Linked DNA regions of Mus musculus: region 1 is linked to region 2. Evidence: chromatin loops called from intact Hi-C (ENCODE). Cell type or tissue: left cerebral cortex. All regions are shown on one strand.

What was found. A loop is a pair of places that touch in the nucleus more often than their neighbours do. Peaks named below come from ENCODE experiments on the same cell type or tissue, not always from the same donor. Only the 100,000 strongest peaks of a DNase experiment are listed, where the experiment ranks them.
Region 1: it touches region 2 in a loop (2.7-fold over the local background); 4 of 42 quality-filtered maps call a loop at or near these places.

Annotation. Positions count from the first base shown.
Region 1 is chr4:100,698,905-100,702,904 of GRCm38, reverse strand. No RefSeq gene overlaps it. Among named protein-coding and RNA genes, the nearest start is that of Gm46888, 12 kb to the right of the region's middle. In left cerebral cortex, no CTCF peak of the experiment used is centred here; a DNase peak (open chromatin) is centred at 2,317.
Region 2 is chr4:100,586,149-100,590,148 of GRCm38, reverse strand. No RefSeq gene overlaps it. Among named protein-coding and RNA genes, the nearest start is that of Ube2uos, 60 kb to the right of the region's middle. In left cerebral cortex, a CTCF peak has its summit at 1,756 (motif pointing left); a DNase peak (open chromatin) is centred at 1,718; H3K4me3 peaks cover 633 bases.

The sequences.
Region 1 (4,000 bases), 110 kb before region 2:
CAAGGAGCTAAAGGGAACTGCAACCCTATAGGTGGAACAACATTATGAACTAACCAGTACCCCGGTTACTTGACTCTAGCTGCATATGTATCAAAAGATGGCCTATTAGGCCATCACTGGAAAGAGAGGCCCATTGGACTTGCAAACTTTATATGCCCCAGTACAGGGGAACACCAGGGCCAAAAAGTGGGAATGGGTGGGTAGTGGAGTTGGGGGGAGGGTATGGGGGACTTTTGGGATAGCATGGGAAATGTAAATGAGGAAAATACCTAATAAAAAAGAAAAATGGAAAAAAAAAGAATTGTCCTCAGACCTCCAAAAATGTGCCATGTTCTATGACTTCGTTGACCAAAAGCAACCTGGGGAAGAAAGGGTTTATGTTAGGCTATAGTTCATAGTCCATTATGAAGGGAAGTCAGGGCATGAACTTAAGGCAGGAACCTGAAGGCAGGAACTGAAGCAAAGACCATGGAGGAGCTCTGCTCACTGGCTTGCTCCCCATGGCTTGCTCATTCTTCTTTATTCTTCATTCCAGAACCACCTGCCCAGAGGTGGTGCTCACAGTGGGCTGGGCTCTCCCATATCAATCATTAACCGAAAATATTCACAGTAGGCTTACCAACAGGCCAATCTTATAGATTTTCTTCTTCTTCTTCTTCTTCTTTTTTTTTTTTTTAGTTAAGAGGAGTCCCTCTTCCCAGATATGTGTCTCACATCTGTCACTTCTGCAAGGTTGACAATAAAGACAAAATAAACAAGACAGGGGAAAAAACCCAAAACAAATAAAAAGCCAAAAACCAAACTTAACCAGGAGAGCCTGTTAGCTCCTCCCTCTGTCCCATCACACGCTAAGAGGAAGAACAAGAATGACAGTTTAGATTCGCGGCGTATCTTCATCAGAATGGGAACTTATGGATATGTCAAGTGAAAATAAAGCACACTGAAAGGGACAGGAAATACATATAAATGTATATTCCAAAATGTCAGTCTGGAGAGTTTGCCAAATCTTCACATTTACCCAGGCCAGATTGAAACAATTGCTGATCTTCAGAACAAAACCCTTTGCCTTTCTTAGACTTCACTGCTTTCTCCTTGACGCACTCCTTACCAGCACTTTCTCACCAGCACTCTCAGGTGGGCTCTCCTCACACAGGGCGATTTTCTTCATCAACAGTTACTTCACTTGATAAAGTGGAGATGGCAACAAAGTCACACTGAGTGAGAGATCCTGGGACGTCTGCCAGTGGTGATAGAAATGTGGGGTAGGATCCCCTGTCTGAAGGTCCCCGCCGACACATCCAACTAATCACGGTAAGAAAAAGGTTTCTTTGTAAAGAAGGAATTCCTTGACATGGGCAATTGACATTTGCTGAGATTTACATGGAGGATGGATAAATACATCCTTTGTAAAAAACATTGCTTTTCTTTATCAGTATTTGCTAGGAAAGTGCTATGAACCAGGCTGTAGTCTCTGACCCTTTAGAGCCTTGGCTCTCAACCTTCCTGATGCTGTGACCCCTGAATATAGTTCCTCTGCTTGTAGTGACCAACCATAAAATTGTTTTCCTTGCTGCTTAGTAGTTGTAAATTTGCTTCTGTTATGAATTGTAATGGAAACATCTGATATGTTTTCCCAGGGTGTCTTGACTCACAGGTTGAGGACCACCAGTCTAGAGAAATGTGGGACCTCCCACTCTGAGGACCACTAAGGAGTGAACACCTTTGGATAACACACCATCAGTAAAGAGCTTGTGATCCCAGTTCACACGAGGGCAAAATGACCAGCTATCAGCCCTTAGAACTTGTTTTGCTTTGTTGTCTTGAATAATTAAATCGAGAAACAAACTATCAAATGGTAATTGCTATCTACATTAAAATAGGAGATGTTGGAGAGAAGAGAGAGAGAGAGAAAGAGAGAGAGAGAGAGAGAGAGAGAGAGAGAAAGAGAGAGAGAGAGAGAGAGAGAGAGAGAGAGGGAGAGGGAGAGGGAGAGGGAGAGGGAGAGGAAACCATTTTGATTTGAGTGGAACAAGTGTCATATTCATTAAGTATTCACAGGTATAAATTTTAATTTTCTTTATTTTACTGTGCCTGGAGAGAACACATCACCAGGCTTTCCCAGCCTCTGTCCCAGAAGCCCCTTAGCCTGATGACATGACTCTCGTATTTCCACATAAGTTTTATCAGTCTGCTTATTACTATGTAAAAAGTTACCTCTATGGAGAAACAGAAGCCTTCCTACAGCATGGCTGTGGATGCAAAAAAATGGAGCAGTTTCTATGGAAACCAGAAATGGAAATCCCTTCGAAACAAAACCAAACCATTGGAAACAGAGCTACCACAGATCCACAAATCCCCGTGTGGATAGTTTTCCAAAAGCACTGACATCAGATTCTTGGATCCCAGCTCATGGTAGCACAATTTGTAATAGAAAACGGTGGAAGAAGCTGACTGCTCGTTGATAGATGAATGGATATGGAAAACATGGCATATTCATGAATTGCAACAGTATCCGGTCTTAGAAAGGAAGCAAATTCTGTCTAAGGTTACCTGGATGCACCTTGAGACTCTGATGCTTGATAAAATAACCAGAGTACCAAAGGGCAGGTATTATACAATCCCGCTTATATGAGAACTCTGGAGCAGGGAAGCTCACAGAAGCAGAGTGAGGGGCGGAGATTGCCTGAGGACGGGGGCTCAAGGGAGGGGTGTGGAGCTGTGCACTGTCAGGTTTGAGGTTTCTGTGGTGCAGCAGTAATTTTGGTCTGCTGTACAGTACTGTGCCTTAGGGAGCAATTCTGTATTGCACTGAGACACCTGTGCATACAGGGTGTACTGACTAGTTTTGTGTCAACTTGACACAGGCTGGGGTTATCACAGAGAAAGGAGCGTCAGTTGGGGAAATGCCTCCATGAGATCCAGCTGTAAGGCATTTTCTCAATTAGTGATAAAGGGGGAAAGGTCCCTTGTGGGTGGGACCATCTCTGGGCTGGTAGTCTTGGCTCTATAAGAGAGCAGGCTGAGCAAGCCAGGGGAGGCAAGCCAGTAAAGAACATCCCTCCATGGCCTCTGCATCAGCTCCTGCTTCCTGACCTGCTTGAGTTCCAGTCCTGACCTCCTTGGTGATGGAAGCCAAATAAACCCTTTCCTTCCCAACTTGCTTCTTGGTCATGATGTTTGTGCAGGAATAGAAATCCTGACTAAGACACAGGGGATCTCGTAAGTATTGTTTTTTAAAAAGATTCATTTGCAATATATATGGGTGTTTTGTCTGCATGCCTCTATGTTGACTATTTTGCCTGTTGGAATCCCATATGGAACTGAAGTTACATATGGTTGTTAGGCAGGCATCATACATGTGCTGGGAACCAAACCCAGGTCCTCTGCAAGAACAACAGTGCTCTCAACTGCTGAGCCATCTCTCCAGCCCCTCATCATAAGTTTTTTTTTTTAAATTATTTTAATCAATCCTTTGGGGCTATATATTGATCATATTTACCCCTTCTCAATTCCTCCCCAATTCATCCCACCTCCTTATCTACTCTACTTTGCTCTCTCTCTCTCTCCTTTTATTTTTGTTTTAAATCCATGGAGTCCAATTTATGTTGCCGCAATATTCTTGGGTGTAGGACTTGCCTTAGAGAGTGGCCAACCTATCTTTAAAGTTATCAAGTGCCAATGGTCCCTCAGCTAGGTGTGGGACTTCATGCTCACCTCTCCTACTCTGTGTGAGAATTTTATCTTGCTTGACTTTGTATGATCTTGTGCATCCTGTCACAGGCACTGAAAATTTTTATGTGCAACTGACTTGTTATGTCTGAAAAACACTGTTTCTACAACTTCTGCCTCTGCTTCTACTTCCTCTGCTGGGAAGATCCCTGGACCTTGGGACAGGGGTGTGATATATACATCCTGTTTAAAGCTGACCACTGATGTCTTATTCACTACACATTGACCAGTTGTGGATTTCAGTACTCTGCTATAAGAATCTCTCTTAGAT
Region 2 (4,000 bases):
GCCAGCCCCACCTGACCCAGAGCAGCTGCTTCTTCCTCTTCCTTATCCTCTTCCTCCTCCTCCTCTTTCTTCTTCTTCTTCTTCTTCTTCTTCTTCTTCTTCTTCTTCTTCTTCTTCTTCTTCTTCTTCTTCCTCTTCCTCTTCCTCTTCCTCTTCCTCTTCCTCTTCCTCTTCCTCTTCCTCTTCTTCTTCTGTAGTATAGAATAGAGTTTATTCAGTGCATGGGGAGGGGAGTTAAGAGGGTAGTTGAGAGACACAGAGAATAGAGGTTGGCCATGAGCACGTGGAGAGAGAGGGGGAAAGAGAATGGGGAGGAGGAAGGGGGAGGGAAAAGCAAGGGAGCAAGAGAGGAGCAGGAGCGACCTGGAGCTTCTGATTTTGAGAGGAAAATGAATCTCTGTCTCTTTAAGCCTCTTTTGGACTGCTACCTCTCTCTCTCTCTCTCTCTCTCTCTCTCTCTCTCTCTCTCTCTCTCTCTCTCTGTGCCTATGCGTGTGTGTGTGTGTGTGTGTGTGTGTGTTCCTATCAGTCATATAATATGGGGATCCATAGATATTAAAACCTTGGTGAACATTAAAGTAAATATATCCTTTTAATAACCTTCCCTATTGACATTGGGTTTATTTTAGATTGCTGTAACGTAACTGTCTGTCACATGTAGAGTTAGCCAGGACAATATTAAGTGTGTAGGTTCCCTTAGAAATGGCTAGTGGCTTGTGAGCACACCTGCCTGGGACACACCGTTTCTCCTCTGCAGAAAGCCCTTTTCTCTATCAGGGGAGCACTGTTACCAAGGGCTCCTCCCTGAGACATGTAAAAAGCCCCAGGAGATGATATTGCATGTTGTAATTGTATTTGTTGAAACAAAATTCAATTAGTAAATTTAATTATCCTTGGCTTTTAGGGGGATCGCTTTCCGTTTGGATTCCAGTGTGGTCTCTAGAACTCAAAAATAAGACGAAGAACAGGGGAGAGGGTCTGGACTTTGAGGCCACAAATAAAAGCAAAAAGGGGCCTGCAGCTCTTCTGCAGAGCAGTGTGCAGCAAACAAGAGCTAGCTTTTCTTTGCGTGCCTGATAAAAACCTCAAACCACGTGGGCTTTGCTTTGGCATCTGGATATCAGATTAGTCGGAAAGAACACAGGTTTGGAAGGGTGGTTAAGCTATGGAACTGTTTAGTACAAGATTTGAGCGTCTCTCCCTCCTCCTTCTTTCCCCTGGGGAGGGAGAAGAGAGACAGGGAGGGGATGGGAAAGAAGGGAAGGGAATAAAAGGAAAGGTAATAGGGAGGGAGAGGAGAAGGGGGGTGGGGAGGGGAAGGGACAAGGAAGGGAAAAGAACTGTCAGTGTTCTCAGAGTCTCCCAACCTGTAATGAGAAGGAGGCAAAGGCGCTCTGGGTGGAGATCAGGCTCGGGAGCTTTCTTGTTGGTACCTAGGGCACTCCCGCCCCCTCCTCCCAGGGCGGGCATTAGGCACTGGAAGTCATTGAGCAGGATCACAGGGGCTCTGGCATCTGACAGGCAGGATTGACTGACTTCTCCAGGTTGGCTCTGACTTTACCGAGCAGCACTATCGTTAAGCTAGAGTAATTTCCTCTTAGAAAGCCTTTCCCGCGGTGTGGAAACGTCTTCCCTAGGGAAGCACAGCGGTCCCACTCATAAATGCTCTTGGTTTCTGCCAGCCTTTCAAAGTGCTTGGCTTCTGGGAACCTCAGAGCCTGAGCACGGGCACAGCGGCTAACGGGCGCCACCTTCAGGGAGAGAGGAGTAGGAACAATAAGGCAGATTTTCTAAAGCTGTCTTAGGCTGTAGTGATACCGATACCACTGTTTTTGGGGGGATGTTTAGAAGTTAAGTTTCCCATCTTCTCTCCTACTCTCTTCTCGGAAGTCTGTGAGTCACAAAACTGGAACTCACACTCGTGTAGACTTGAGCTTCAGATTCGCCTCATGTGGTGAAGGCGAAGAGATCCCTTCCAGCGATAGGTGTCCTAACTAAATGGCTTGTCACACCCCAGGGGCAGATTTAAGAAAAATCTCCCACCAAAATGCATCTCAAAGTGCTATGTATGGATGCTCTTCAAAGCCATCCGTGTAGCTGATGGGTTTGAATTCAGGTCTCTGGAAACTGATTTTTCTATCATAGTCTATCAGATGAATTATCAGAAGTACAACTTCTTTTATGAAATGCACAAGGCTCACTGCAGGTCTGCGCCGCTGCTTTTAGTATTTTATAATGCATTTGTGCATTTTTTTTTTTTTGGTCTTCTCAGCAGCCTTAACAACTGAGGTGTCATTCATTATTGCCTATCCTGCTGGACTAGAGAAACCAGTGTGAAAGTGGGTTAACTCCTATCCCCTGGCCACAGTTTGCAAGCATGTGACTGGCTCTTGATGTCAGACTCCAAATTTGGAATCCCCCACCAGCAACCCCTGCTGTTGCCTGTGGGGTAAAGAGTAAGAAATTCTCTCAAACTAGAACTGTTTTGTTTCTAAATGTTTCTATTTCAGCTTGCATGTATTTTTGACATATTTTTCCATTGGCAGCTAAAAATAGAAAATATAGCCATAGCTTGGTAATGAAAGAACTCTTATGATATTTTAGGAAACATTCTCGTTCCACATGGAATTATTTTAGAAATCAAAAGCAGAAAGATCTCTGGGCAATCTCCAAATATTTACTAAAAACAACTTCTAAATAATACATGGATCAAAGAATACAAACAAAATTAGGCCTCTTTTAGTTTTAGTGAAAATTTGAAACATAACAGTTCCTTGGATTGCCAGGGAAGCAAGAGGAACTGAGGGGGACTTTACTCAGGGTTGGTCTCCTTTCCAAAAATGTGGAGTCCAGAAGTGTCTCAGAATGCTTGCTTAGCCATTACAACTTCAGTATGGCCTAACCAGGAACCCCCAAATCCAAGACATTCTGAAATCTGAAATACCCTAAAACCGGAAATTGTTTGCATGTTGGCTCTCACTTTGCAGGGAGCGGAGGAGAGTAGGCAGGATTTTTGGATTAAAGATAATAAGTCTGTTGGATTAAATTCTTGGGTTTGGGGAAAAGTCTTCAGTTTAGGTATCAGCTTCCAGTGTAAGGAATTGGGGCTGGGGGAGTAAGTTAAGCCTAGCACGGTGGGATGCACCTGTACTCCCAGTTGCAAGAGGGTGAAGTTAAGTCTATGCAAGTAGATCAAACAGTGAGAACCTAACTCGAGGACCCCTCCCAAACAAGCATTGCTTGAAACAAACTGAAAACAAGAGTGAGCTGAACTCAGAGGAAGCCGCAGAGGTAAATGAAGAATAGTGTGGCAGAAATTTTAAATTACATTGGTGTATGTGTGTGTGTGTGTGTGTGCAGGCACACACGCAAGCACATGTGTGCACATACATACCTGCATGCTACAGAGAACTTGTGGAGGTCAGAGAACAATTATCAGGACTCGTCTTTCCCCTATTACATAGTCTTTAAGGGATGGAACTCAGGCCCTTAGGCTTGGCAGAAAGTACATATATTTCCTCATATACTTCAACCCTTGCTAATAATTTGACCAAGAACAAAAAGGAATTGAGAAATTACAAAAGCCCAAAGCATAAAAAAACAACAAATAAACAAACAAACAAGAACAAAACCAAAACCCAATAAAGTTAGTAAACCTCAGAAAACGTATAGATGCTTGGAAATCAAACGACACACTTATCTTTACGAGAGCATCATGTGTGATGCATCTGCATGTGCATTTGTACATGTATGAATACAAGTGTACGTGTGTAAGAGCATGCACAGGTAGGAGCTTGAAGTTGCTGTAAGGTGACCTGGATTTCTCTTTATTTACTGAATCAGGGTTCACTGAATCTGGAACTTTCCAACTCTGGCTAGTCTAGCTAGTCGACTTACTTCAAGCCTCCCTGTCTTCATCTCCCAAGTGCTGTGGTTACTGGCGGACACCATGCCTGGTCAGATTTTTTTTTGGGTTCTGGGTAGCTGAACTCTGGTCCTC